Regions from separate parts of the Homo sapiens genome. Here region 1 is linked to region 2. A link is a loop called in an ENCODE intact Hi-C map of the cell type or tissue named here. Cell type or tissue: IMR-90. All regions are shown on one strand. Each heading gives the region's core, and the rest is flanking DNA. Links, peaks and the distances in the headings are about the cores only.

The links. A loop is a pair of places that touch in the nucleus more often than their neighbours do. Peaks named below come from ENCODE experiments on the same cell type or tissue, not always from the same donor. Only the 100,000 strongest peaks of a DNase experiment are listed, where the experiment ranks them.
Region 1: a loop joins it to region 2, with 6 times the contacts of the local background. A loop is called at or near these places in 3 of 110 quality-filtered maps.

The regions. Positions count from the first base shown.
Region 1 is chr2:173,445,555-173,454,423 of GRCh38, reverse strand. It overlaps LOC105373744 (a long non-coding RNA gene), which reads left to right and starts at 7,644. Exons shown (of 4, transcript XR_923586.2): 1 at 7,644-7,799; 2 at 8,226-8,332. RefSeq lists an enhancer at 3,094-3,163. In IMR-90, for the core only: a CTCF peak has its summit at 5,033 (motif pointing right); a DNase peak (open chromatin) is centred at 5,063; H3K4me3 peaks cover 186 bases; H3K27ac peaks cover 260 bases.
Region 2 is chr2:172,802,857-172,811,725 of GRCh38, reverse strand. All of the region lies in intron 3 of RAPGEF4 (Rap guanine nucleotide exchange factor 4), which reads right to left. Among named protein-coding and RNA genes, the nearest start is that of RAPGEF4-AS1, 71 kb to the right of the region's middle. RefSeq lists a silencer at 8,172-8,362. In IMR-90, for the core only: a CTCF peak has its summit at 5,122 (motif pointing left); a DNase peak (open chromatin) is centred at 5,105.

The sequences.
Region 1 (8,869 bases), core at 3,601-6,100, 640 kb before region 2:
ACTTTGGGAGGCCAAGGCAGGAGGATCGCTTGAGCCCGGGAGTTTGAGACTAGCCTGGGTAACATAGGAAGGATTCATCTCTATAAGAAATGAAAGAATTAGCCAGGCATGGTGGCATGTGCCTGTAGTCTCAGCTACTCTGGAGGCTGAGGTGGGAGGATCGCTTGAGCCTGGGAGGTTGAGGCTGTGACGAGCTGAGATTTTGCCACTGTACTCCAGCCTGGGTGACCCAGTGAGACCCCATCTCAAAAAATAATAAATAAATAATAAAAACAGTCTGTTTTATCTATTATGACAGCTCAGTAGTCCCCAAAGGGACTTTGAGATGCTCATATTAAGTTGCATATCTGGGGAGAGTTATCATCATTTTTACTATTATTTTCAGTGTTAAATGTTTTTCATTAAAATATCATGAGCAAAATTATACATAATGCTGTGTCTACAAATGCCTTCCCAATATGCTGTGTGAGCATAAACAGTTTCCTTTCTTCATAGAAGTTCTTTACAAATGTTAAATGAGCAGATGATTTGTTGAAAGAGAGCAGCAAGTTAGAAACAAGCACACAAGGAAAAAGAAATGTTCTTTTTTTAATTTTTTTTTTTTTGAGACAATGTTTAGCCCTGTCACCCAGGCTGGAGTGCAGTGATGTGATCACAGTTCACTGCAACCTCAAACTCCTGGGCTCCAAGCAATCCTCCACCTAGCTGAGACCTCAGGTGCCCGCCACCACGCCCAGCTAATTTTTTTTTTTTTTTTGTAGAGACAGGGTCTCCCTTTGTTGCCCAGGCTTGCTTTGAACTCCTGGCCTCAAGCAATCCTCCCACCTTGGGCTCCCAAAGAGCTGGGATTACAGGCATGAGCCACCGTGCCCAGCCAAAAAAAAAAAAAATTGTTCTTTTGCTATTTGAACAATGATTCTTCCTAAACACGGCTTTTCTTTTCCAATTCTTCCTCTTCTCACCATCCCCCTCTACCAAAGAAACAGCCAACTCTCTTGAACACATGTACACTCACAACCTTCATTTCCCTACCCATTCTTTCCACTTATCCCTGGTGAGCTCCACCGCCATTGCAACTGGCTCAATTAGAGCCCCATCTCCTTGGCCCCCTTTCCCCATCACACCCCCAGCAGGAAGTTCTGCTGCCACACGCTGCCCCAGCTCCCCAGCCCTGGCTCCCTCCCTCTGAGCAGTCAATACACCAATATGCCGCAGCTCTTCAAATCTCACCTTAAAAGCTTCCCCTACATTTCATTTTGGCGGCAGCTCTCAATGCAAAATGTTTTGGGACACTTTGTATTAAGTGTGTTATTGGCACTAATGGTACATAAAAATCAATTGTATTAAATCTTCATGACTTCAGGTAATTTGTCTGGGAAAATGACATTCTCCATTTCCCCCTAGGATTTTGAATTTGTCTGTATGTTCTTTTTCCCACCTCGGTGCTGTTTTGAACAAACAACAAAAATTACATAAACTGTCGAATATCCTTTTCTTCACATTTTCCCTACTGCACCTTCTCATTGTGTGAATTGGCACAGTCTCCTGAACGCAATTGTGTTTACTTCTGGGCATACTGTATAATTTAAGTTTCTGCAATATAAAATAAGTCTGCGGCGATATTTTTACTTGTTCCGACAATGTCCAAAGTTGTCTCTCACTGTTTTTATTTAAAGGAACTAGACACAAACCTGGCTGCTTTAACCACGGCCTCTGGGAGGGCTACAGCTGAGAAAATCCGCTGTCAGGAAGAAGTGAATAGAACTAACAAGACTATTGAGCGCGCCAACAGATTAGTGAAAGGTCTGGAGGTGAGGTCCTACAGGGCAGACTAATGAAGCAGGCTGCAGAAAGCACTTCTTTGTTATACACTACTGATCTGGCAATAACAGCAGCACTTAGCAAAGAGCCTGATGAGCTGAAAAAATTATGTCATTATCATTCATTTTTTTCATAATAGAAACATGTTTTTGACCTTTACATTTTCTTACATTTTACCATGCTGCGGCCTGTATTAACTGTAAGATTACCTAGTGACTAGCATATTCACGAAACCCTACAGGAAAGGGAACAGCCGCTCTTTCCTGAGTATTGACAAATAAAGTTGATGCAATAAAAAAAAGCAAAGACTTTATTTGGAACAATTAGACAATGCTAATGACAGAGCCCTAGGTTGGTTTTCCACGAAGCGCAATGCAATTTGTCCGACTTAGTTAAGGAATATGATAATGCCCTAATTATCTGTCTAAGATGTGCCCTGGATATTACAGAGGAGACAAAGGATAAAGAGTGGCAAACCATGAATTATCCGAAATAATCCATATTGTTAAAGGTTGGCTCCTGAGAAAGTCTGGTCACTGGCAGCTTTCTCATTTGCCATTCATCTATTGTTAATTTCATCTTTTGTATATATTCAAATTTTTTCCCTGGGTTAACATGTGTTGGGAGAATGTCTCTTCTTGTTCCCTGCCATTGTAGGAGGCATGTTTTTTTGCAACCAGCAGCTTTCCATGCCTTTCTTTTATTTTGGTAACTGGACGTAGAGTGGGCCAAGAAAGCATCAACCCACTGCTAATTAAACAGATTTATCCAACTGGATATTGTTAGGAGAATTTAAAATATAAATTGATGAGTGCTTGTTTGGTGCCATTTGAAGTAAAAACTGAAAGGATTTATGGGCTGAGAAGAAAAAGTCTCAGTGTCTCAGATGAAAGCCAGAAAATTTAATGAATTTAAATGTATCCCACCAGGGTGGCCATATTTCTTCTCACTGTGAGACACTGATGCCTCTCAAATTAATGGAAGCAAATTACTATCTTAATCTGACAAATCTATCACTGTTTTATCAAATCAGTTTGCTGGCTCTCAAATAGATCGGGGGAAATAGTAGAGGAGTATCAATGGACTTCTTTCAAAAGAGTCGTGGGCACCCAATACTCTAAAAGACCGTCCTGAGCTCTGCTGTCTTAGACTCACTTCCTCAGACAGAGGTCTTTATGCAAAAATACCTGTAGGAACAAACTCTAGGCAATACCACACTCGAAGCCCACAGAGGGCTGGACCTCTGCCAGCATTTTCTGTCTGTTGCTCTACCTTTTCCGACATAATGAATCTGTGGCCTCCAGAGAACATTTACGAGGACTGTGAACACAGGACGCCTGTGGGGAGACCTGGCTCTCCTGAGCAGCTTTCACTTTATATGCGAGCTCCTTTGCAAGCCAGACCCCCATGCAGCCTGTTGAGAAACCACATTGCCATAACTAACCCGTCAAGTAAATTCTACCACCCCATGGTGGAAATGCTCAATGTGTCTACTCCAAACCTTCTTTGTGGAAATACTTGTGCCATTTATTTGGAGGCATCCTATAGCAAACCGAAGCGTTGGGGATTCTGTAGCCATGTGGAAATGCATGTGCTTCTGTACTTACTTCCATGATGACAGAAGCCAACCACGTAAGTGTCACAGAAACACTGCCATCTCTGCTTCTCTGGCAAATTGGACAATTAAGGCTTATTTCCTACAAGTATGTCTTTCTTTCTTAAGTTGTGTGTTCTTAGTACTTAAAAATGTTTTGATAGTTAGCCCATTAAATATTACCATTCTGGAGGTGGAATTTGCTTTAAAATGTTTCTTTTCCCTTTTTTTTTTCTTTTTTTTTTGCTTCTGCTCTATTCATATACTCTTTCATATTTTCTTTCCTTCTAGTTTTTCTTCTTTTCTTCAATACACTCTCCTTCCTGCCTCTTTCGGAAAAATCTTCCTGTCTTCTTGTCCTTCCTTCCTTCCCTCTTTTCCTTTCTCATTTCATTCTGTTTTTCTTTCTAGTATTTTTTCTACTGCATTTTTCTGAGTTAAGAATAAATCTAATTACTACGATTTTTTAAAAAGATAATTATTTTAAAGCAAACTATTAACTGTTCCTGTAAAAAAATGGTCTGTTACAATAAGCTCTGTGTTTACAGTTTAAAATTTATTTTGGAATAATCAGTGTCTGCATTTGTAAGTTCTGTTCATTTCTCTCTCTTTGGTATTGTACTAATAGCCACTTCATTATCATTTTAAATAATTCTTTGGTATAATTCATTATTAAATGTTGTTTTGAGAATTGTTTTCTCCAAGACTATTTTATTACCATCATGAAATTCATTTAATTAGTATGCTTGTAAAATTAGTACAAATTTTAAAAATAAAATGTAGAGATGTTACTAAGACTCGTTGCTTTAAAATATACTGCTGTCTTTTGGCGGGGAAATCTCAGAACATGAATAAAAATATTAAGAGTATATATGTTCTTCAATCCAGGAATCCCATTGCTAGGACTTTATCCTAAGGAAATACAAATATGGCAAGCATTCACCACTAGAATATTTGTTACAGCACTGTTTATAATAGCTATAAAGTGGAAATAACCTCAATGGCCCAAAACTGAATACTGGCTAAAAAAGTTAGGGTCATCCATTATATAAATTATCATACACCTGTTAAAAATTATATTGTAGGCCGGGCACGGTGGCTCACGCCTGCAATCCCAGCACTTTGGGAGGCCGAGGTGGGCGGATCACGAGATCAGGAGATCGAGACCATCCTGGCTAACACGGTGAAACCCCGTCTCTACTAAAAAATACAAAAAAATTAGCCGGGCGTGGTGGCAGACGCCTGTAGTCCCAGCTACTTGGGAGGCTGAGGCAGGAGAATGGCGTCAACCCGGCAGGCGGAGCTTGCAGTGAGCCGAGATCCCGCCACTGCACTCCAGCCTGGGCGACAGAGCGAGACTCCGTCTCAAAAAAAGAAAAAGAAAAAAATAAATATACATATATATATATATATAGTAGAAGAATATTTTTCATCATATGAGAAAATGTTTTGAGTATATTTTGAAGTAAATAAAACAGTTTACAAAATAAGATACATGTTGTGATCTCAGTTTAGTAGTACATTGCCTCTCACCTCCAAATCTACTTTCATGACCTGTTTTGCTTTCATAGGCTGGACCCTTCAAGCATTTTTTCCTTTGCAGCGAGAATGAGGTTTAGCTTGTCGGTAGAGGGCGCAGGAGAGACACTGCAGGAGGAAGAAGCTACCCCACGAGCCCCGCCCAAGGTTCCCGGACGTCCGTCGGACGGCCGTTGTTTTTCTACTTGCTCCTAGCGCACCACTGCCAGAAGCCTCTGCCCCTGCCACACACCCAGAGCATGCAGTTTCTCTGCAAGTTCTCAGAGAGCCCCAGCCGGTGACCCCCAACAGAGACACCACTCACCCCGGGCCTCTATCTGTCCTGCCAACAAGATGACTCTTTGTGCCCTGGCTGTCTCTGAGGACCTGCCCTGCAGACATATGTTCCCCCTTTTCCCTGCAACCATGCACCAGTTCTGTCTCAGGCAGCCAGGAGAGCTCCACCATTCAATGGAGCTGAGAATCTCTTTTCCCTCACTGTCTGAATCCGTCGTGGGGAAAAGGACCTCCTTCAAAGTGGTTCCTCCCGATTTTCATCCTCAGCCCTAGGATATTGTTTAGAGCATTGTTTTCACCTTCCTAGTTAGGCCTACGTTATAGTTAACAATTATTTATAATAAATTTTCCCTGTTCAAATTACTGTGTGGTTTCTGTCTCCTGATTGGCCTATGACTAATAAACATGTTTATGTAGAAGAGAGGAAAAAAAAGACTGAAACAAAAAGCCAAAACGTTAACAGTGGTTAACTCTGGGTAGTATAATTAGAGGTTGTTTTTATTCTGGCCTTTGTGATTTGCGATATTTTCCATAATATTTTGTAAAGAGCTTTTATTTCATTTACTTATTTTAGTTTCTATTTCTAAGACTATTGTGCTACCTATTTACCTGTGTAGCAAACCTGCATATTCTGCACGTGTGTCCCGGAACTTAAAGTAAAATAAAATAAGATTATTGTGCTAGCAAAAGTTGAGTCTTGATAGTATATGTTGTTGCTACAAAATTCAGATTCAAAACCAAAATGATCGTGTTAGTTTGTCTTTTCAGTGAGCAAATTGGGTGAAGCTTGCCTGACAGTGGGACCACACAGAGCCATGTAATTCCTACTAAGAACTGGCCTCTATACAGGGATCACCCACTCTCAGCTCCCTGAACCTTGGGTTTTAATGTCTGAACTCTGGTTTTAAAGTCAGCCTTTTAAAAAAATTTTTTTCTTATTTAACTGAAATTGCTGATCTCTGTATCATTCCAATTTTAATATATGTGCTGCCAAAGTGAGCACTAAAGTCACCCTTTTAATGCAAAAGTATTAAGAACTGTTTTTGTAAATAGTACGGCGATTTTTTTATTTTTATTTTTATTTTTGAGACAAGGTCTCACTCTGTCACCCAGGCTAGAGTGCAGTGGCATGATCACAGCTCACGGCAGCATCAACCTCCCAGGCTCAGGTGATCCTCCCACCTCAGCCTTCCTAGTAGCTGGGACTAGAGCTACAGCCACAGCCACACGCCACCATGCCCAGCTAATTTTTTGTGTGTGTGCGGAGATGGAGTTTTGCCATATTGCGCAGGCTGATCTCAAACTCTTGGGCTCAACTGATCCACCTGCCTTGGCCTCTCAAAGTCCTAGGATTACAGTTGTTAGCCACAACACCCAGACCAATGATTTTTAAGAGTACTATATTCATCTTGAAAAATACATCATGCAATGTTATTGCAGCCTTCTGCTTTTTAGAGAGACATTTCTATACAAATAGCAAATTGGCTTGTTGCTGTTTCAGCAGAAGTACCACTAATGTAAGAAGGAAGCCATGGTAGGCAAAATTCAAAGATAGCTTTCCAGATACTCAGCCTGCAGTACACACTCCTTCTCCCAGTTATTCAATCAAACACTGCCATGAAAGGATTTTTGCAAATGTAATTAAGGTCCCAAGCCAGTTGACCTTAAGATAGGAAGATTATCCCAGCGGGCCTGACATAATTATATGAGCCCTTTAAAAGTAGAGGATTTTCTCTGGCTAGTTGCAAAAGAGGATCAAGTCAGGTTGAGAGCCCAAGGGGGATTCAACTTCACCATGTGTGAATTTTGAAGATGCAGGAAGCCAAGTGGTGGGGAATGTGGGCAGTCTCCAGGAGGTGAAAACAGCCCCAAGCTGACAGCCAGAAAGGGAACAAGGACCTCAGTCCTGCAGCCACAAGGAACAGAATTCTGCCAACAATCTGAAAGAGACTGGAAGCCCAGGCCTCCAGATTAGAATACAGTGACTAAAAAGCAAACATTGGATCTAGCTGGATGCCACTTATTTTCCAGTGTTCAGTGACACAGACTATAAGCCCCTTGAAGGTACAACATATTCCTTGGGATTATGACCCTTAATTCCCATACATCCATATGGTTGTCCTTGTTGAATAACCCTTCCCCACTACCAACACACACAGTGTTCTGGATTAGGGATTAATATTCTGGATTACAGAGTCTGTGGATTAGTGGTTGGCCGTACTAGATTGCTTTTCTTCCCTTGAGGATATGTTTACAAAGAGTGACTTCATGGTGAGCAAAGACTTGAGATATGACTAGTACTTCTCATATTTTGGTTATGGTTCTGAAATGGAATCATCTCTTATTCAGTAATAGGTCTCTGTTTTCTAACATTCTTTTACCTCTGTTTCCTGCTCCCCTACCCCTTCCACCTTTCTCATAGTCCTTTTTGCCCTTATCTTCCTAATATAATCTCTCTAATCTGGTTACTTTTTGCTTTTATTATCATTATTTTTTGATGTGTGTAGCCATTTTTTCCACTTTCTTTTTTATTTTTGGTCAGTTGTGCAAGGGTATAAGGAAATAAGAGGTATAAACAAGTTATTGGAAACTTTAAGTGATTTTTCTTATCAGCTTTCAAGTCCTCAATAACAGTTTGAAATCTGGTTTGAGATCACTTTAAATGATTTCTACAAGTAATGAGAGGAGAGCTAAGCTCTTAATAGAGGGTAAATAATTTGGAAAGTCCTTAAGAGAAGTTTGTCACTTTGAATTTATATGATGTCACCAAAGTAAAAAGCAAAATTGCTCCCCTGGGACAGGAGTTGCCATGGGACCTCCCACCCACCAGCTGGGCTTTCTCTGCTCTCTGAGCGAGTTGCTTTTATGCCAGTTTCCTAATAGGTATTAATCCTGGTCCACTAATTCCAAATAACTCTACAAACAGTTATTTCTCTAGTTTCCTATAGCCATGTCAACAATAAGGCAAAATAACACTTTATTTCCCTTTGGATAGCTGACTGGGGATTGAATTACAGAAGCCGTGAAATCAGTGAAACTCCTTGAGATGATCAAGTTGGAAGGGCAGTGATGCATGCTTTCTCTGTTGACAAGACTGACATTGTAAGTTTGAAAAGTCTTTATTGCTGTTTCAATCTGTGCTCACCAAGAAGGAAAATGATTTGAAAATCGAGTTGAAAATTCAGCTAGGAGATGAGTTCTTCATCTGCCTTTCCTCTGTGCAAGGTAATTTCCTTGGGAGCACTTTCCCACTGGAGAAACTGGAAACAGCCCAGGGCAGTCATACAAGTCAGAATGAAGGTTAAACCCACAGGACATCTACTTGATGAGTGCTATGGGTTGAATTGTGTCCCCAAAAAGGCGTACATTGAGGGAACTAACAGTACTTGAGAATGAGGTCGTATTTGGATCTAAGGTCATTGCTGATGGAATGAGTTAAGATGAGCTCACGTTGGAGGAAGGTGGGCCCCTAATCCAATATGACCAATAAGGTGTGCTTGGAAAAAGGGCAATTTTGGGCACAGAGACAGACACACTGGGAGAAGGCGATGTGAAGATTGAAGTCATGCTGCCAAGACAAGGGGCTACCAGAAGCTAGGACAGAGGACCGAACGATCCTTCCCAGGACCTTCACAGGAA
Region 2 (8,869 bases), core at 3,687-6,186:
TATCCACACTAACATCTAACCAGATCTCCATGGGTCAGGATTCCAAGTCTGAAACCCTGTAGATGGGCTTAATGCCTGCCTTCGCCTGCTGCTGAAAGTGTCTGTTTCTGGATGTAACATAACCGTTTCTTTTACGCTTATACATACTGCTCATGCCTCAATACTTATTTAATAGGGACTATTCAAAAGAGCACTTTTATTAATTTTCTGCTCATTTGCAGATTAATATTCAGCGAGGCCATCTGAAAGAAGATGTTTACAGTAACACAGAGACTGATGAAAGCAATCAGCACCTATGCAGGGAACATGAAATGGTAACAGTGAAGGAATGTCCTATTTTGTGATAAGATTGCACTTTGTTTTGAGAACTTTCAAAAGGGAAGTAAAGATTTAAAAACCCGACTTCAATATGTGATGGTGGTTTAGCAGATGCTGCTGGAGCCCTGCCAGATTCTGCACTCACCCCTGATGTCATCTGTAGCTTTCTGGATGGCTCTGTGCAGTGTGCCACCTCGAGCATCTGCACCCTTGCTCTGCCTGAGGGCAGAGTGCTAGGCAGTTAATGCCTTAAAGGGGCAACCATTGCCATGACAGTGGTAGGACATGAGAGTGGGAAGATAAACACCCCAGCTTCCTTGCCCTTCACAGTTTCTTAGCAGGCCCCCTGAAGGAGTGAGTCCAGTTGCCTACAGTGGAAATGCTCTTACTAGAACACTTTGATAGGCTTTCCTTCCTTCTTTGTCTAATTTTCCCATTCTGTTATCATATTTCCCAAGATCATCTCTAAAAAACCACTTGTAGCCAAATCCTTTTCTCCAGGTCTGCTTCTGGGGAAACCGAAAACAAGGAGGTGGGTGAGCCAAGATGGCCGTGGGTCCTAAATTGCACTGAGACCTCTGGGGAGGTACTGGACCAAACCAGCATTCCCAAAGAGACTTCTGTAATAAGGACAGAGGCCAGAGTGTCACTTACCACTTGCATCAGACACACTGTAAGGGCAGTATGTTTTGGGTGACACATGGGAAGACTTCATTCTGTTAGGAAAACATACTGGGTTACCTGAGATCAATTCTGCTAGATAACAAGGGCTGATGGGAACACACACACAAAATCGCCTCTGGCATATCACCGACACGCCATCTGGCTTTTTCCTCCAATCTGATCCAGCTATCTCATTTCTCAGTCCACTGGATCACTCCTTCTCCTCCTTCTAAAACACAGACCTCCTTACTTAATTATCCACCCATCCTTAGTCCCATTGTGCAGCAGCATGCATGTTGATCTGCATGTGTGTGAGTGGGAACTGGGCCACACACTGGCCAAGTGTCTCAATGACGATGCCTCATTTATTCCTCACAACAGGTGAATGAGATAATGTATTTAAACTGCTTTGCATAGTGCCTGACTCAAAACAAATGCTTAATAAATTGCAGACACTCTTACTAACATGATCCAGCAATATCAGTAGTACTATTGCTATTTTATAGGTTGAGCAAATCAGGCTCAAGGATATTCAGTGACTTGCCCAAGACGATGGCTAGTAAGTAGAAGAGCTGAGATCAGAAACTAGTCAGTCTAATGATCTACCCACATACTTCTTAGATTGTCCTAGTAAGTATAAGTACCTCTTAGCCAAGGTTCAGTTGGAAAATCTGTTAAGGTACCAATTTAATTTATATTGATTCTTATTTCAGTCAGCCAATCTGTGTATTTATTGAATACCAAATAAGTCAAAATCACTAGGAAAATATAAAACATTTGGCATTGCTCCTCTTCTAATCTTCCAATTCCAATATTGAGATCCACTTGATCCTCCTTAGAGGATCAAATCCATCCCAGGCAATCCTCTTATTCATTAGGGGAAATTTAAACAATCACAAACAGGTAATTAAGAATTGAATTGAATCACTCATTCCTGTTATACCAGCACTTGGTGGAGGGGAGGTGAGGGGCTTGCTTGAAGCCAGGAATTTAAGACCAGCCTGGGCAACATAGTGAGACCCCCATCTCTAAAAAATAAATTAAAAATTAGCCAGGCATATTGGTGTTTGCCTATGGTCCCAGCTACTCAAGAGGGTGAGGCAGGAGGATCCCTTAATTCCAGGAGCTCAAAGTTACAGTAGGCTATGATCCCACCATTGCACTCCAGCCTGGGAGTCACAGCAAGACTCTGTCTCTAAAAAAATAAAATAAAATCGGCATTTCTGCTTTTCCCACTCTGATCCTGTGTCCCAGTTCTAATAACTGAGTTCTGACCCTGGTTGGAGAAACTGAGTTTCTGTCTTTCAGAGTCTCTGCCTTGATAACCTGCTGGGTACCCTAATTCTTCTCAAAGTGACAGTATCCTGTCTTGACAGCCCTTCCTGGGTCCCAGTTCCTCTCTGGCAGTCCTTCTGTGGCCAGACTTCTTAGGCAGCCTGCCCACTGCCCATCTCCACCACTGGGCCTGCTTTTGACTCCCTCCCATCAGCAGGCCAAGTCTCATCATGCTACCCCTGGTTAGACCAGCCTTGGCCCCTCCCCACACTAACCTGGGGGCTGTGTCACACCACCTTCCTGCTTCCTCTGCCCCTCCTGCCCAGTGCTGCCTGAACATGCCCTCGAGATATTTCCCACCTCCATCATGGATGCCCCCCAGATTCCAGGTTCTTTTCCTTTACCCAGCCAGGCACCAGCTGAAGTTAAGTCATGAGCACTGTCTTGGCACAGTGTTTTCAGTGGGATATGCAGGGTCCAGTTAACTTCATTCATAAAAGCTGGCATTAGGTAAGTTAATAAAGATGTCGATGAAGCCGCCCATGCTGGAAGGCAGGGCATCAGGCAAAGGACTCCCACGTGGAGGCTACCCATGGTCAGAACACTCAATGCTCAGCAGGGAAAATCCCCTGGAAGCAGCAGAGTGGAAAAGCCACGGGCCTTGGTAGACTTAATTCAAAACTTATCTCTGCCAATGACTGACCTGTGGGCTTTGGGCAAAATGCTCCCCAGAGCCTCAGTATCTTCATTTGTAAAATGGGCACAATCTTACTTGTAATATCATTAGCAGTATTAAATCAAAATAAAGTAATACACAGAGTCCATTATAGTGCTGTATAGTTTCTGGCACATAACAGGTGATCCATAAATAATGGAAATTATTATTTCTGACTTAGTCACAAACATGTATGGGTTATCCATATTTCTAAAAAGCAAAGCAGTTTTTTTCTATCATTTAAATAATAGAGAATCTCTATATTCATTTTGTTAATCTTCAACTAATGATGGCTTTCAACACTTAAATTCCAAGTTTTTCTGTCCCCTAGTCTGGATGTCAAGTGGATTGAATGATCTGCAAAACACTTCAGCTCTCTGGGGGAGCTCGTATTCAAAGGAACCCTTCTGACAAACCGTGCTGTAAATCAAAGAATCCTTTTGTACTGCAACTAATCACCTCTTAATTTATCTGCTTTGTACGTCTGAGTTATGTACACTGGGTTTTCTTAAAGCAGACATTCTCATATGAGGCGTTTTATTTGTTTCATTGTAAATATAGTAAACAGTATGGAAATGGGAATGGTGTTAAGAAAGCCAATGGTTATGTGTCATATAACTAAGACTGGTATTCAAGCTAAGGCACTTGTGCCTTGCAAATAAATAATGTCTATAAGCATCAGCTGAAATCCAACTTACACAAGTTATAGGTATTCTGATGGAATTTAAAATAGCTAACAATCAATTAAACAGACATAAGAATTCTCTGTGGTAAGTACATCTAGATTTTCTAAAAATTGTACTGTAATTTCAAGGGCTATCAGATCATCTTATTATGCACATTTAACTCACTTCCATATTCATGGCTCAAGAAGAGTTCATTGTCTCATGGCAAATTTATTGTTTTGGACATATACTGAGTTAACACCAAGGGAAAAATAATTGCTCCTTTAAATGTGTGGAGACAGAAACATATTTTTTTCTTTCTTAGAGATGAGGTCTTGCTATGTTGCCCAGGCTGGACTGCAGTGGCTATTCACAGGTGTGAACATAAATTCTAACAAGGCAAATATTTTTATAAGTTTTATTTTAGGCCTACAGGCAATATTTGCCATTAAGTTTCACAGCACCTGGGATTATTTCACGAACTTGAATTTAGTGCTGGAATTTACTGGGTGCTCCAAGTCATCTTAAGTAATAAAATTAAATGGAACCCAATCTCTTAATTTGTCAAGATGTTAGATTGTATGTGCTGCAGAAGCATTTCCTGCCAAATCAAGAGGGCAAAATACTTCTCAGGCAAATGTGTTTTCTAACAAACAGCAAAGACAAGGTCTGTTACTTTTAGAACACATCCCTGGAATCAGCATGTTCAATAAAGCTTAACAAGATCAGGCAAGCCGGCCGCAGGAAGGTTTGATGAGAATGGACTAGCATTAGCATTCTGGTAACTGAATCAGGGAGGCCAGCCTCATTTCAGTGGAGAGCCAGTCTGTCCAGCATTGTGACGCAGTTTTGCATCCAACCACCCAAACAAAGAATTACACGGCAAAAAAACTAAATGCAGGATGCAGGATGCTCAATAAACTCCCAATCAGCTCCTAACAAATAGCCTGACCTGAGCATAGACAAGTAGGAGGAGATTACAAACAACTGCTGTGGACTTGGCACCTTTCACGTTTTATGGGCTCAATAAATGTGCTCAGAAAAAAAATGTTTCCAATGATGGCAGTGTTCTCTGTTTGAAAATAACGGAGTGAAATGAGTGAATAGAAGAATCAGAGAGGCAAAGAGAAAGACAGACAAAGGTAGAGAGATCCGCATTACAACGAAACACACATGTTCTTCAAATTTTGTAAACAAAAATGCAATGCTTAAAAACATTTGTTACTGTAGAAGGAAAAAAGAGAAGGCAAATAAAAGCATATTATTTTACTTTAGGGAGAAAACTAGTATGAGATTTTTTTCTGAAATTGAGCTAAAATGTGCCAGATAATTTCACAGTGATAGATGAGGGGATGAAATTAAGTGATGACCAAGGCCAAGTGTAGCCCGGATTCTCTGATCCATGAAATGGCTGAACAACATTGTTAAACTTCTACTGTTTCAAATCCCAAGTACATTTCCTGCGTTTTCTATTCTGGCACTGCCCTCTTGTGATAAAACAACAGCATTGCAGTCATTGCAACCAACTTTTCTTGAAATGGTAATTTCAAAAAGCACAGACCCTCTGCCTCTATCCCAGGCTTTGTACTAAGTGCTTTACATACATCAGCTCATTTAAGATAAGAGCTATTATCCCCAATTTACAAGTAAGCTAACTGTGCATACCCACAGCCAATTAAGTGGCAATAGAATTTCAAAGGAGCTCTGAATTTAACCACCGTGGGTTGCATTGGGTAAATACTAATGCTTTCAATAGGCATCTGTGATAGAGATGTAAAGGTTTTAAAGAATTAATAAACCATCCATTTTCTATCTTGCAATATAAACTTTATTCTGTCAGCAGCCATTTGAAATTCTTCTTTCCTATGACTGGAAAAGCCTTTTTACTTTTTGAGAGGTAAAGATTAATTTAAAATCTTATATATATCTAGGATTTTGATACTTACTATGCCAAAAAAGCCCCTCACTTAAAAAATCTGCAGAGAAAAACAGGACCTTCTCTCTCCCTTTCTCTCTGTCTCTGAAGTAAACACACACACACACACACACACACACACACACACACACACACACAGCCGGATAATATCTGATACAATGAGATTTATAATCCTATTTATTGTTTTTAAGCTTGTTATTTATTGCTTATAACTTGTCCCAATGTTCATCTCTAACCCTAAATCGATTAAAATATTACTGAGAAAAAATACACCCATAGTATTATTCATTCTAGTGGGAAGGCAAAATATCTGACTTTTAGCCCTATGTAACTTTTAAGTTACACAGGCACCAAGACAGGAGAGGATCTTGTGCAGACAAGTACAGCAGTGGGGATCTGGAGGTGGATGTGTCCTGGTTAGGCTCAGGCAAGAGACTGAAGGTGGGGACAGATATTATTGGCGAAATGGAAGGATTAATCCTTGATAGAGGCCAAGTGGATGTTCCCAGTGGAAATCTACGTGAACATGTCAGCCAGGTTGGGACACCTTAGGAGGATGAAGTGGTCTGTGGGCAGGTCCCCTTCTTGGTGCTCTTTTCCTTGGGTTAAGATGAAGAATGGCTAAGGCAGGAAGGGTGTCTGAGAAGCTGGGAGAGATGCCTCTGATAATTACGCATAGTGGTAAGAGTGTTGCAGTAGGTTTCATTTTATAGAGTAGTGAAATAAATATAATTTATAGAAAGATAATTACAAGGATTTGTCAGCCTTTAAAAGTTCCTGAAAGTAATAGGGGCAGAATAATCTATGCATTTCCTACAATTCTTAGGACAAACACGTTTTCAAGGCAGTAACAAAAGAAATGAAAGCAATGCAGCCCCAGCTCCTAAGGGAGGGTCTCCGAGAGGCAGACAGAGTCCACCGTCCCTCCCGTCCAGGGACCATTGTCTCCCCTCCAGTCTCTTGAAGCCTTGAATTAGGGAAACTTGACTGAGAGGAAAACAAAGAGAAGAAGCAACATGTGGTCCTGGGGCCTGCCTGGAAAGGGCCTGACTGTGAGAGGGGAAAGCAGTGGGTTCCCCTGCTCAGCAGGAATCCATGCCACTATCTGATGCTTCCTGGGCCCAGAGAAGACCCATGGGGTAAGGCCCAGTCAGCCTGCAACTCACGCCTCCTACAATGGCCAACTTCTGGCCATTCTGGTGGGTGGGCTGACCAGGGGTGACACTGGAAGGTGAGCCATTCCAGTCCTGCAGCCCGATAGCTTTTTTCTCCATCCTCCCTTCCTAAGAGAGGGCCTGAAGTGTACATCAGCACTCATCGAAATGTCTGTAGTTAATACTTCTCTGAAATGTAGAATCATGACTTTTTTTAATATATAATTTTAGGCTTCAGCAATCCAGGGGCAAAAAAGGATCCCCATCACCCCTCTCCACCCCACTACGGACACTGGAGGAGCTTGTGAGCAGGTGCCCTTGGGAGCAGATGCCTTGCAGGCTTTGCAGATTCCCCAGGGAATGACTGCACGCACTGCCTAAAGCACAGGAGAGCAGAGGCAGAATGCTGGATGGGCTCAGGAGGCCAGGTACTCCCCGTTCCCAGGCTCACCACTGCGTCATCCTGAACAGCTACTCAGGCATCAGGCACTAAGCAAGAAACAGCATAGCTGTTTCCCAAACAGGGTAGGCTCAAACCAAAGAAAGTTCCTGAAATGCTCTGTAAATGAACAGTTACTACTACATGCTCTGGGTATATTGCTGATGAAAAATAAGTAGGACCCTCAACCCAGTATTCAAAAAATTCAGGAAGAATTTGCTAGACCAATTACACAGAAGAAGCTGTGTGTTTTTTAACCTAGACAGTAAAAAATATAAGGGAATGACAAGAAGGGAGAAAAAGTAATATTAACTTGAAACAGGAAGGCAATATGAATTTGAGTCAAATAGAATAGTTACACCCCATGTATTCTTGAAATTTATATACAGATATATCTTTCTACCACCATATGCAAGAAAGAGGTTGATTTTTTTTTTCAGAAAAAATTCCATCAAATCACTCATACTGATACAGTTTGGCTGTGTCCCCACCCAAATCTCATCTTGAATTGTAACTCCCACAATTCCCACATGTCATGGGAGGAACTGGTGGAAGGAAATTGAATTATGGGGGCAGGTCTTTTCTGCACTGTTCTCATGATAGTCTCAGATGGAGATGAGGAACTTGTTGGGAACTGGAGCAAAGGTGGCTCTTGTTATGTTTTAGCAAAGACACTGGTGGCGTTTTATCCCTACCCTAGAGATTTGTGGAACTTTGAACTTGAGAGAGATGATTTAGGGTTTCTGGCAGAAGAAATTTCTATGCAGCAAAGCATTCAAGAGGTGACTTGGGTGCCGTTAAAGGCATTCAGTTTTATAAGGGAGGCAGAGCATAAAAGTTTGGAAAATTTGCAGCCTGACAATGTGATAGAAAATAAAATCCCATTTTCTGAGAAGAAATTCAAGCCAGCTACAGAAATTTGCATAAGTAACAGGGAGCCAAATGTACTCCCCAAGACAATGGGGAAAATGTCTCTAGGACATGTCAGAGATCTTCATGGTGGCCCCTCCCATCACAGGCCCAGAGGCCTAGGAGGAAAAAATGGTTTCATGGGCCAAGCCCAGGGTACTGGTGCTATGTGCAGCCTAGGAACTTGGTGCCCTGCATCCTAGCCACTCCAGCCATGACCAAAAGGGGCCATGGTACAGCTCGGGCCATGGCTTCAGAGGGTGCAAGCCCCAAGCCTTGGCAGCTTCCATGTGGTGTTGAGCCTGCAGATGTACAGAAGTCAAGAATTGAGGTTTGGGAACCTCTGCCTAGATTTCAGAGGATGTATGGAAATGCATGGATGTCCAGGCAGAAGTTTGCTGCAGGGCTTTCATGGAGAACGTCTGCTAGGGCAGTGCGGAAGGGAAATGTGGGGTCAGAGCCCCCACACAGAGTCCCTACTGGGGAACCCCTAGTGGAGCTGTGAAAACAGCTGGTATCCTCCAGATACCAGAATGGTAGATCCACCAATAGCTTGCACCATGCACCTGGAAAAGCTGCATACACTCAATGCCAGCCCATGAAAGCAACCAGAAGGGAGGCTATACTCTGCAAAGCCATAGGGACCAAGCTGCCCAAGACGATGGGAACACGCCTTCCACCTCTTGCGTCAGCATGACCTGAATATGAGACATAGAGTCAAAGGAGATCATTTTGGAGCTTTAAGATTTGACTGCCCTGCTGGATTTCAGACTTGCATGGGGCCTGTAGCCTTTG